Linked DNA regions of Homo sapiens: region 2 is linked to region 1. A link is a contact called in ENCODE Hi-C or POLR2A ChIA-PET data. All regions are on one chromosome and are shown on one strand. Each heading gives the region's core, a stretch centred on a gene start or an enhancer-like site at or near the end of the contact. The rest is flanking DNA. Distances are from core to core; before and after follow the strand shown.

Region 1 (6,493 bases), core at 2,865-5,364:
TTTTTTCCTAATTAAACCTTTGTTCAAAGAAAAGAGTAATTTTTTTCTTTCTCCAAATATATGAAAGACTTAGAAAAGGTAAAAATATCACAGGATTATTACAACATGTTTGGCCCAGGATTTTAGAGAGAAAGCAACAATTTTGTGCCCTAGAGTATTCTAAGGCATTTACCCAAAAATGCCAAGGAAACCTCAGAGCCAGGTGTGGTGGCTAGCACCTGTAAATCCTAACACTTTGAAAGGCCAAAGTGGAAGGATCTCTTGAGCCCAGGAGTTTGACACCAGCCTGGACAAAATAAGGAGACACCCACGTCCCCCCAACCCCCCACATATTAAAAATTGTTTTAAAAATATTAACTGAGTGTGTTGGTGCATGCCTGTGATCCCATCTACTTGGGAGGCTGAGGTGGAAGCATCATCTGAACCCGGGAGGTAGAAGCTACAGTGAGCTGTGATTATGCTACCTCACTCTAGCCTGGGCAACAAAGTGAGACCAGACCCTATCTCAAAAAAAAAAAAAAAAAAAAAAAAAAAAAAAAAAAAAAGCCTCGGGTTGTTGTTAATTTCATACTGGTATTTCAGGTGATAATGTTGTTAGACTGTCTGGAGGGTATTTTGGGCTGGATCTCACAAGTTTATACATTCTGGTGTGGACTCCAGCAATTTGGGTTAGCCTATACAGATATGATCAGGCTTTGAAAGTTTAAATGTGCCACCCACGTGCAAATGAGGCTGATTCATGGTATACTGTCAATTAGCCAGAGTGTTAAAGTGTTTTGATTAGCTTATTTTGCCAAGAAAACAAAAACATGTTTTAACATTTGGCTTCTATTTCATTAAGATTTTATTGCATTTATTTGTAATGAGAAACACTTGTCAAAAGCATGGGCTCTTCACATTGGCTCATCAGCACAATCTCCTGAGAAAATATAGATAATAAAGAATATTAGAAATGAAATCAGAATCAGGTTTATGAGTTAAAATCATAAGCCCCTTATGGGCTTTTTTTTTATCTAGAATTTGTATGTATTTTAGCACCTATATAGCTTATGAAGCCCATTTGTAATTAATATTTCATTTAATCCCAACAAATTCTTATGAAGTAAGTTATTTTACTTGGATTAGAGAAAACTGAGTCACAGAATCTAGGTGATTGTTCAAGGTCACTGAGACATTCACTGGAAGATAACTTTTTTTTTTTTTTTGGCACAGGGTCTCACTCTGTCACTCAGGCTGGACTGCAGTGGCATGATCACAGTTCACTGTGGCCTCAACCTCCCAGGCTCAAGTGATATTCCTGCCTCAGCCTCCCCAGTAGCTGGGACCACAAGTGTGTGCCATGATGTCTGGCTAATTTTTTTTATTTTTTGAAGAGACAGAGTCTCATCATGTTACCCAGGCTGGTCTCAAACTCCTGGGCTTCCCATCTCTGCCTCCCAAAGTGCTGGGATTGCAGGCATGAGCCACTGACCTGGCCCTAGAACATAACTTAAAATAAATGTGTATGTGTGTGTTTCAGTGTCTCTGTGTGTGTATAGTGTAGGTCAAACAATAATAAATAATTAAATAACAGTACCTCAGCCTATATTTTTTTGAAGGGGAGTGGTTCAGAGGAATCACCAATATAGTTATGGAATATTAGCAAAAGCCCTAATACAAATGATAATCAGAACCCCACAAGCTCAGTCTAAAATAGATATCAGAGTAGAATACAGAAGGGATTCAGTAAGCAATATAGAGCTAGGTCCATGAAAAGGCTCAGATTGAACTACTGCATGAAATTTTACATTCATGGAAACTCTTTAGGGTAAATACCTAAAATAGTAAGACTAAATATTGGTTAAAGCCAAGATCCTTTACCCAGCCTAAGTAAATGAAATGGAGAACACAAAATGAATTGGTACAATCTATGTTCCTCTGCTTTTTTTTTTGTTGTTGTTGTTGTTTGTTTGTTTGTTTGTTGTTGTTGAGACAGAGTCTCTGTTGCCCAGGCTGGAGTGTAGTGGCATGATCTTGGCTCACTGCAACCTCCACCCCCTCGGGGTTCAAGCAATTCTCCTGCCTCAGCCTCCCAAGTAGCTGGGACTATAGGCATGTGCTACTATGCCCGGCTAATTTTTGTATTTTTTGGTAGAGACGGGGTTTCATCATGTTGACTGGGCTGGTCTCGAACTCTCAACCTCAGGTGATCCACTTCCCTCGGCCTCCCAAAGTACTGGGATTACAGGCATGAGCCACCACACTCAGCTCTACCAACTTTTTATCAAGTGTTTTTGAGTGAACTATCTTATTGAATCTTCATAGTGATTTTTGGAGAAAGTTAATATTATTATCTTCATTCTTTTTTTTTTTTTTTGAGCGCAGTCTGGCTCTTTCGCCCAGCCTGGAGTGCAGTGATGCGATCTCGGCTCACTGCAAGCTTTGCCTCCCGGGTTCACACCATTCTCCTGCCTCAGCCTCCCGAGTAGCTGGGACTACAGGCGCCTACCACCATGCCCAGCTAATTTTTTTGTATTTTTAGTAGAGACGGGGTTTCACCATGTTAGCCAAGATGGTCTTGATCTCCTGACCTCGTGATCCGCCCGCCTCAGCCTCCCAAAGTGCTGGGATTACAGGCGTGAGCCACCGCGCCCGGCTTCTTCATTCTATTTTTGAGAAAATTGAGACTCATATAGCTCAAAATGCATTGCCAAAGATCACTCAGCCAGTAAGTAGAATGGGACTAAAATCCAAATGTTTTGGTTTGAAACTTCATGTTCTTTGTAGTGCACTATACAGCTATGCCTTATCTGTTCCTCTTTTTTAAAAAAGTATTTGTTATAGTTGACACATGATATCGTACACATTTATTGGGTACATAGTGCTATTTCAATACACACAATGTACAGTGATCAAATCAGAGTAATTCATATATTCCTCACCTTAAATATTTATCCTTTCTTTGTGTTGGGAACATTCAAACGCCCCTCTTCTAGCTATTTTAAAATATATAGTAAATTATTATTGACTACAGTCACCCTACAGTGCAATGGAACACTAGGACTTATTCCTCCTATCTAGCTGTAATTTGTGTCCTTTAACCACCCCCTACCCTTCCCAGCCTCTAGTGATTACTATTTTATTCTCTAGCTCCATGAGATCAACTTTTTTAGCTTCTGCATATGAGCGAGAACATTTGGTATTTATCTTCCTGTTCCTGGCTTGTTTCACTAACATAATGTCCTTCAGGTTCATCCACCTTGCTGCAAATGACAAGGTTTCATTCTTTATGTGAATTTAAGGGTTATTTTCCTTAAGCTAGAATAAAGTATTGCCTTATATACACAATGGAGAAGGGATTTATTTGTACAGATTATTTATTGATTATTTCTTTAAGGGATTTATTTGTAAAGACCAAATATGTTTGGATTTTCAGATTGTCTAGCAATATTATCCTCCTGGATAACCCTGATACCAATCAATTAACCGTCTTCTAACTCTCCTCCTTCCCTCCCTTACCTTTTCTACACCTATTACCTAAGCATTTGAGGTACGCCAAAGGAAATAAAAAAGTACTCCTCCAGGAAGCAGAGTACAGACAAAAGAGGTAATGAATACTGTAATGATCTAAGTGCTATATATTCCTATGTGCAAACTGCTATGGAACTGTCACGTACTAGATGCTATGAAGTTAATAAAAGAATTGAGTAAAGGTCCCTGTCTTTGATAACTTATATTCTATTTGGAGAAACATGGGGGGTAAATCTTGGCTAATAACTAGCAAATATAACATGTTAGGCCAAGGAGTAGAGATAATTAAGAGAACTAGTCGAGAAGGCATTGGCTATTAAAAAATGGACAGGATTTATGCAAACTCTCATGAAAGGTGGGACTTCATGATCCTACAGTCAATCTAGCTGTTCTGGGCTTTGAACCCCAGCGACCCCATCCAGAAGAAACCAGGAGAAGCACAAACTGGCGCTAGGTTCGCTACCATCCACCTGACCCTTGAGCCCGGGGAAACCCACGGGTGCAGCAAGCCGGGAAAGCTGCAGACGAGGCAGGCGGAAGAGGCGGGACTTCGCGGGTGACGTCATCGGGGCGCCGGAGGCCCGGGGCGCCTGGGAATTTGAAGCAAACAGGCAGCGCGCGACAATGGCGGTCGCTCGTGCAGCTTTGGGGCCATTGGTGACGGGTCTGTACGACGTGCAGGCTTTCAAGTTTGGGGACTTCGTGCTGAAGAGCGGGCTTTCCTCCCCCATCTACATCGATCTGCGGGGCATCGTGTCTCGACCGCGTCTTCTGAGTCAGGTGCTGGCCTAGGAAGGGAAAGGACAGGGCTTGGTGGCGGGAAGGAGGACAAGGAAATGGAAGAGGGTGACAGGAGTTGGGCCGTGAGTGAGAGCAAAAGAGCCAAGCAGGCAGACCGACCCTACTCTTGGTTTGGGGAGTAAGCATGAGAAGCACAGAGGCCAGGGGTTGGGCTCCTCGAGAGTCGTCTGTTCTTTCACCCACACGCTTAGACACGTGTTTTGCAAAAGTCGGGAAACCCAGTTTGGAACGCTTTCTGGCACTGAAGCACACTTGAATGAATTCTGTATATTTAACTCTTTAAGAAAATTAGACTTGCGGCCGGGCGTGGTGCCTCATGAGAGTAATACCAGCACTTTGGGATGCCTAAGTGGGCAGATCACCTGAGCCCCAGGAGTTCGAGACCAGCCTGGGCAACATGACGAGACCCCGTCTCTACAAAAAATTAGCTGGGTGTGGTGGCGCACGCCTGGGACGCTGAGGTGGGAGGATCACCTGAGCCTGGGAGGTCAAGGCTGCAATGAGCTGTCATTGCGCCACTGCACTCCAGCCTGGGCGACAAGTGAGACCCTGCCCTCAAAAAACAAACAAATAGACCGGGAAAACGTGGGTAGGCAGAGAATTCAGTAGCTGGGAAATTACTGGTGAGAAAAGGAAAATAGAACAACCAGAACTCTGTGATGTATACAAAATTTATCAGAGCCCAGAGAGACTTCAACCATACTCCCCTATGCAGCCCCGGGACAATTATTTAAAGGAATTTTGTCCCTGACTAGCTGCCTCTCCCATTATCTTAATGTACCTGGAATGTGTGATACAAAGAACAATGTATAGCTAATCAATCGCTTGTGTTATTATTTTATTTATTTATTTTTTAGATGGGATCTCTCTTACGTCACCCAGGCTGGAGTGCAGCTCTGTGATCATAGCTCACTGCAGCCTGGAACTCCTGGGCTTAAGAGATCTTCTTGCCTCGGGTGAGCACAGGGGCTCATGCCTGTAGTCCCAACTTTGGGAGGCTTTCTTTGGGAGGCTGAGGCGGGTGGATCACTTAAGGTCTGGAGTTCGAGACCAGCCTGGCCAACATGGTGAAACCCTGTCTCTACTGAAAATGCAAAAATTAGCTGGGCATGGTGGTGCACACCTGTAATCCCAGCTACTCAGGAGGCTGAGGCAGAAGAATCAGGAGGTTGCAGTTAGCCGAAATTGAGCCACTGCACTCCAGCCTGGGCAACAGAGGGAGACTGTCTCAGAAAAAAAAAAAAAAAAGAGATCCTCTTACCTCAACCTCTGAGTAGCTGGAACTACAGGCATGTGCCATCATGCCCACCAAATTAAAAATTTTTTTTTTTTGTAGAGAGGAGGTCTCACCATACTGCCCAGGCTCGTCTCAAACTCCTGGCCTCAAAAGATCCTCTTGCCTTGGCGGCTTCCCAAGTAGCTGGGACTACAAATGCCTGGTGCCACCCCCGGGCTACCTCCTGTTATTTCAATGCAAATTCTTGGTGAATATAGGAACTGCCCCTTCTTTTGCTTTAAAAATCCACTTGTAACTACTGTAATCGAAGCCTATAGTCAGGGCAACTACTCATATTAATTTTGCCTCAGCCTCTTCCTGTTAGGTCCACACTTGGAAGGGCTGTTTGGAAAGGGGAGTTGAATTTTGCACTGTGCGGCCAGAAGCAATAATTAAGACTAGAAGGTGGACATATTGGGAAAGCAGGTTTTTAGTCAATATAAGGAAAATTTTTGTACAAATTAGAGGTTTCTAATACAGTGCTTCTCAACTTTGAGTATATATGAATTACCTGGGAATTTTGTTAAAATGCAGAATCCATTTCTGTAGCTCTGAGACTAGACCTGAGGTTGTGCATTTCTAACAAAGTGCCAGCTGAAACTGCAGACCACACTGAGTAGAGGGCCGTAAATATGCTTTCCAATACAGTTTGCTACTAGCCACGTGTTACTATTGAGCATTATGAATTTTTAAGTTTAAATAGTCATATATGGCCAGTGGCTATCATATTGGACTGCAAAGATAGAGAACATTTCCATCATTGCAGAAAGTTCTATCAAGAAGACATATAAGTTTCCTCAGCCCACTTAAGGGTTTATGTTCACTAGGGACCACTTTGTGTGGTTATTGTAAAAAGTATTGAAGATAGGTTGGACTATTAAGGTTGCGGTACTTTGGACCATTAAC
Region 2 (6,711 bases), core at 633-3,132, 130 kb after region 1:
GACGACGAAAATGTTCCGGAAATAGATACTGCTGATGTTTATACAATATTGTGAATTTAATGCTGCTGAACTGTACACTTGAAAACGCTTAAATGGTAAATGTTATGTATATTTCACCACAATTGTTTAAAAATAGCAAAGATCTTCCTCTGTCCACAGGAGCCTGTCCACAGACACATCAATAAGAATATACTCTGCTTCCTGAGGTCTGAGCCTTGCCTCCCCATCACCATCTCGTGGCTCTGATCTCAGCCTGGCCTGACTCATTGTCCCATTATTAACAAGTCCCACCTCCCCCATGGGCCTTCCTGATCCCAGAGCATCCAGCCCTTTCTGTGGGCAACTCACCGGGCCGGAGGTTCACGGCAATCTCCTGTGGTGTCATCTGAATGACGTCCCAGCCTGCAGAGCCCGAACCCTTGCTGCTGAGGGGCAGGCTCCTCAGGACATGGAAGCTGCTGGCTGGGCTCTCTATCTCACCTCCACAGCCATTTTTGACAAGGTTTGCCCTCAGATCACACCGAGAGGTGATGGACCGTGGGCTTCCGAAGTCCTAGGCAGGGAAAAAGAGGAAGAGAGCAGGAGGTGGTCAGGGTGTCTCCCGAAAACATCGCATGTCGTGGCTGCGTCTCCATCTGGTTGACCTTAAATTCTCTACTTTCCATTTTCATTGTCTGAAAATGGAGGAAATGGTAATCCCTATCCCAGATGCTTCACCAAGTATTGTAAGGATTAACTGAGCTGCTGGACATGACAGCATTTTGTAAACTGTAAACACATAATAAAAATGTTCGGTTTTGTTGTTATTTTGATGGTTAAAATGCTCCTAACTGCCTACATGATTAGCAAGAGAAACAGAAATGATCAGAAGTTGTATAGCTAAAATTTTTTAAAAGTTGTTATATATTGCTGGGCATGGTGGCTCATGCCTGTAATCCCAGCTATTTGGGAGACTGAGGTGGGAGGATCGCTTGAGATCAAGAGTTTGAGACCAGCCTGGGCAACATAATGAGACCTCCTCTCTAAAAATAAATAAATAAGTAGATGAAATAATATATAGTTAAATAAATAAGATGACATATAAGTAGCTGAAAAGTCTTCCCTTGGGCATTCAAGAGTTAACCTTTAAGTTGTTCACTTATCATCTTTCACAGGCATTGGATGCTGGATAATCATTCAGGAGAACAATGTGGCAGTACAGGTCATATCCACTGACCCAGTGCTCTACTCCAAGAAACTTATTACAAGAAAATCATCTAAAGAGAAAGGAGAAACTCTATGTGATATATACGGCAGTATTACTTATAATATAATCTTTAAAACTTGCAAACCTAAATCCTTAAACCATAAGAATAACATAGCATATCACTTCAATAGATGACAGCCATTACAAATAATTATGGGAATTAAGAAGAAATTTAAAATATTTACACTAAGGAGGAAAAAAAAACCCAAAATATAGAATTGTATTTATTAGGATTTGAAAGAACAATTTTAAATGAGGTGTTATAGTAAAGTGACAAAAACATTTTTGTTTTTATCTTTGTTGTTTGTATGATAACGACACATTGATAAGAAAAATCTTTCTTTGGGTTTGGGAGAAAGCTGGACATCAGAACAACTCAACCTCATTTGGGACACCAGAAGGTTAAGGTATTAACTTTAAAATGAAACAATATACTTTATTATAAATCATGAAGCCTCCCTGGTCATTTCCGGCAAAGGGGTTTCACCTTTTCCCTGGTGAATGTGAAAAACAAGATTCCCCCCACTCTGGCAGGCTGGAAGCCAATGCTGTCCTATGAGTCTTTCTGGAGGAGTTAGGACACTGGTCCCTTCCTCTTCCCTCTGGAACACTTTGCCAGAAGCCTCATGTGAGTCAGCATCCCTTGACCACTTTGTTAGAAGCCAGACTGCTGGCAGAGGCACAAAAATCAGAGGAATGCACCCTCCCTCAAGGTCTCAGATGTCCTGGAACTACCCAATGCCCTTTAGAATCCTTATAAAATTCAAGATCAAGAAGTCAGCCTGGTGTGGTGGCTCACACCTGTAATCCCAGCACTTTGAGAGACTTGAGGCAGGAGGATCATTTGGGCTGGGAGTTCAACGCTGCAGTGAACTGCGATTGTGCCACTGCACTCCTGCCTGGGCGACAGAGCAAGAGCCTGTCTCAGAAAAACAAAAAACAAACACAAAAAAGAACAAGAAGTCAAGAAGACGCTGCAGTGTTTTTAAATAAGTAAAGCCAGATGTATTGTCCTAAGCCTACGGTATGTTTGTTTATATTCTGGGTTGTTTTTTTTTAATAACGATTTTTTATTTGTGCATTAAATCCCCGAGGATCTTGCCTGTCAACAACCTCCAGGACTACATCAAAGGTATAAGTGGCTCCATAAACACTTGTTGTGCAACAAGGTTAGAAAAATGAGTTTTCTAGCCAGCCATGGTGGCTCATGCCAGCATTTTAGGAGGCTGAGGCGGGAGGATCGCTCGAGCCCAGGAGCTCCGGGCTGCAGTGGGCTATGATCCATGCCACTGCACTCCAGCCTGAGCGACAGTGAGACTTTGTTAAAAAAACAAAACAAAACATATATATATATATACACACACACACACACACACACACACACACACAGAGAGATACACATATATATATTATTCTGGCCTTAGATTTTTTTTTTTTTTTTTAGACACAGTCTTGCTCTGTCACCAGACTGGAGTACAGTGGCGCAATCTCAGCTCACTGCAACCTCCGACTCCCTGGTTCAAGCAATTCTCCTGCCTCAGCCTCCCGAGTAGCTGGGATTACAGCCACGCACCACCATGCCCAGCTAATTTTTGTATTTTTAGTAGAGACGGGCTTTCACCATGTTGGCCAGGATGGCCTCGATCTCCTGACCTTATGATCTGCCCGCCTCGGCCTCCCAAAATGCTGGAATTACAGGCGTGAGCCAGTGCACCCGGCCTCTGGCCTTAGATTTAAAAGCAGAACTTTCTAAATGGGGTTCCAGGTGGTCAAGCTTGGCTCTGATATAGCAGTTCTAGTGAAGCAGTGAGAAGAAAAACACAGGGTTCTGGAAAAGGAGGGGTAACGACCTGAGGGCCCTGCCAGTTTGGGTCTGCTGTCTTGAGCTGTCTGAAGTAGATGTCTAATTAGCTTTCCAGAGCTTGAAGAGCTCAGGGGCTTGCCTGCCCAGTGCTTACTCTGCTAGAGAATTTCTGAATTTCTCACTGGCGAACTGAGCCTTGCTATCCAGCCCCTCTGCTTCTGAGGAACTGACTATACTTGGCCCAGTTCTGTTTGTCAAGGTGCACCTGTTTTGATCAGTCCAGTGCACAGCCCCACCACCAGGGTGGCAACGGAAGCATGGTCAGTTTTTTCAGAGTAATGAGAACCCCTGACACCTCTCTCACTGGTCTGGACCAGCTTACACTCTGGAATAGACTAGGGCACAGAGCCAACCTGCTTCACCTAAGCAGGAGGCAGGTGCACAATTCCTTCAGTTTGGTCAATGAGATGATCCCCCCCACTGCTGGGATACTTGCACTGGCAGTGAACTTCATCTGAGCTTCCCAACATCCTGCTCAAAGGGATTTTTGATGGATACTACCCATCATTGCAGAAGAACTTGTACAGGGCCAAATGTATCTGCTGGGACCATCAGGAGACTTAAAGTCCAAATCATATTTCCCAGACCTGAAGAACTGTGAGGCGGACAGGTCAGTGCCTATTACAACCCTAGTAGTGTCGCTGGCTTTCCCAAGTGCATGCTGTAGCAGCTCTGGGGCTTCTTTATTCTCTAGGATGTTAGGAGCAAAGCCCTCTTCATGCCCTTCACTGGTAGCAGTTTTCCCATGTTTCTCCTTAAAAACATTCTTCAGCTGAGGTTGTGATAAACCTCAGCTCCAGTGCATACGAGGCTTCCCTAAAGTTAGCTGCACCAACAACAAGAATCATGGGCTCCTGCACTGTCACCTGGTTGCCAGTGTGGAAACCACCATTAATCACATTAAAGCTGCAACTTGCAGGGTTGCACTGACTTCGGAAGCACAGACCAAGTCAGCAACATGATGGTACAAAGGGAGTCCTATTCTCAGCAACTCCAGCTTTATAGACAGCAAAGGACACACCATATGCCACGCGGACCAAAGTTAGATTTCTTCTCAGTGCCAGGCATCTCTATCATCAGTGTCAAAGTTCGCTTTCTTGCTATCTAGGTCAGGCCATATGGTTTTGTTGATGTGCTCAACAACTTTGAGGCATCTTTACCTATATATCGAGTCCTGTCATTATTTTCCCAGAGCTCTAGGGACTCAGAGCCACTAGCTGAGGCACCACGGGGCAAGGCAGGTCTGAAGAAGCTTTTGAGGGTAAGGCAGCTACCTTAACAGGGAAATTCCCCTAAGAGGTAAAGATCTCTTTTGGCACGGAGTCCAAACAATTGCTGTGACTAATTTCTTTTGATTTATTTTTGACCCGATAAGGAAAGAGTAAGCCATAACTGATTTGTAGCTATAGGTTCTTGTTGCCCAAGAAAAGGAACTGAGAGTGCTGCGGACTCAACAGAGGGAGTTAGGTCACAAGCCAAGAGCTTCGCCTCTATTCCATGTGTTCCTTTCTAAGTATTTTTATTTTCATTTTTGAGACGGAGTCTCACTCTGTCACCCAGGCTGGAGTGCAGTGGTGTAATCTCAGCTCACTGCAACCTCTGCTTCCTGGGTTCAAGTGATCCCGCCACCTTAGCCTCCGGAGTAGCTGGGATTACAAGCATGTGCTACTATGCCTGGCTAATTTTTGTATTTTTAGTAGAGACAGTGTTTTGCCATGTTGACCAGGCTGGTCTTGAACTCCTGACCTCAGATGATCGCCATGGCCGCCCAAAATGCTGGGCTTACAGGCATAAGCCACAACACCTGGCCTAGATATTTTAATTTTGAACAAGGATAGATGCATATTTAAAGAGAGAAAACCAAAATGACAGAGACCAGGGGCATATCTAGTAATGGCTATGACCTTCCAGGTATACAAACATTATAAATCTGGAAAATGTCTCTTAACCCTTAGTAGTTTAAGGTAAAAAAAGAAAAAAAAAGAAAAAAAAGAAAGAGAGAGAGAGGAGAAAGAAAGAAGAAAGAAAGAAAGAAAAGAAAAAAGAAAAAGAAAGAAAGAAAGAAAGAAAAAATGTCTCAAGACCTATATTTCTTTTTTTTTTTTTTTTTTTTTTTTTTTTTGAGATGGAGTCTTGCTCTGTCATCCAGGCTGGAGTGCAGTGACACGATCTCAGCTCACTGCAAGGTCCGCCTCCCGGTTCAAGCCATTCTCCTGCCTCAGCCTCTGGAGTAGCTGGGACTACAGGTGCCCGCCACCACGCCCAGTTAATTTTTTGTATTTTTAGTAGAGACAGGGTTTCACCGTGTTTGCTAGAATAGTCTCGATCTCCTGACCTCATGATCCACCCGCCTCAGCCTCCCAAAGTGCTGGGATTACAGGTGTGAGCCACCACATCCGGCCCCTCAATACCTATATTTCTAAGCTCCATATTCAATGAATACGGATGCCTCATATCATAAAGCCTTAGAGAAAAGGCAGACTGATGTTTAAGAAAATCCTCCTTCCTAAGCAAATTAATGCAGGAACAGAAAACCAAATACTACGTTTTCCCTTATCAGTGGGACCTAAACATTGAGCACCCACAGACATAAACATGGGAACAACAGATACTGTGAACTACTGGGACAGGAGAGTTTATGGGTCGAAAAACTACTTAATGGGTACTACGCTCACTACTTAGAGTGCAATATACCCATATAACAAACCTGCACATATACCCTCTGTATCTAACATGAAAGTTGAAAAAAAAAAGAAAAAGAAAGTCCTCCTCACATGAATGACATCCTGATGTCTGATGGCGTAACAGTTTCAGATCCCAGAGACCTGACACTCAGACCCTCTGCCAGGTGTCAGACATAGCAAGTTCCAAGGGGAAGGGCCCTTGACTGCATCACCTGGTGCCATCCCCTGGCTTCCACAGGTGGGGAATCAGAGGTCCACAGACCTAAGTTCACCCAAGAAGTTGAAGTTCATCTGGCCCTGGCTTCTTGGGCCCAAATCCAGTGCTCTTTGCAGCATGTGCCGCCTCCCATTTTAGCCAAGGCCACTGCCAAGTTCTGCAGCAGGAAACTAACTTTGGGCCCAAAGCTTCCATCCTTCTGAAGGCAGCATTTCTTTGCTGCCCCAAATTCAGAGATCTGTTACCTACCAAACATGAGGGATAAATATCCTTTTGCAGAGAAACAGGTACAGAGGAGCCTCAACCTATAGAAGAGGAGGGGAGACTTCATCTCAACAGGCAAAAATGGCAACCTTTTGTTCCTTGAACAAAAGGAACCCAAGCAAGAAGGATGGGCTTCTAATGGGCCACAACACAACTGCTTGCAGATGCTCCCCATGCTCTATGCTGGAAGAGGTTCCTGTACACAAACAAAGCATTGATCCCTGGTCTCCAGAAATGCCCTTATCAAACTCTCCAAAGGGGAAAAGCAGCAGAATGGCAATAGAAAGTTGAAGTGTCCTTTGCGGCTTTTTTCTTTTTTTTTTTTTTTTTTTTTGAGAGACTGGGTCTCGCTCTGTCGTCTAGGCTGGAGTGCAGTGACGTGATCACCACTCACTGCAGCTTCAACTTCCTAGGCTCAAGCTGTCTCCCCACCTCA

Evidence for each region. Hi-C counts contacts between places; a loop is a spot of excess contacts on that map. ChIA-PET counts read pairs that join two places held with the same protein, here RNA polymerase II (POLR2A). Pooled maps may share reads with other maps.
Region 2: a pooled map shows a loop between it and region 1 (3-fold over the local background). The contact joins the enhancer-like site here to the promoter of UMPS in region 1. A Hi-C loop is called at or near these places in 4 of 50 pooled maps. POLR2A ChIA-PET finds 5 or more read pairs at or near these places in 3 of 52 experiments (AG04450, Panc1 and activated T-cell).

What each region holds. Positions count from the first base shown.
Region 1 is chr3:124,726,338-124,732,830 of GRCh38, forward strand. It overlaps UMPS (uridine monophosphate synthetase), which reads left to right and starts at 4,115. Exons shown (of 6, transcript NM_000373.4): 1 at 4,115-4,290. The coding sequence starts at 4,135. It overlaps MIR544B (microRNA 544b), which reads left to right and starts at 6,102; the gene lies at 6,102-6,179. RefSeq lists enhancers at 3,773-4,372, 3,785-4,194.
Region 2 is chr3:124,858,894-124,865,604 of GRCh38, forward strand. It overlaps ITGB5 (integrin subunit beta 5), which reads right to left. Exons shown (of 15, transcript NM_002213.5): 3 at 349-553. It also overlaps the pseudogene ENO1P3. Among named protein-coding and RNA genes, the nearest start is that of ITGB5, 25 kb to the right of the region's middle. RefSeq lists an enhancer at 1-452. Within about 2 kb of position 1,883, at least 21 of the 41 ENCODE cell types and tissues checked have a DNase peak (open chromatin) inside an H3K27ac peak, as active enhancers do; they include Panc1, where a contact is called at or near this core.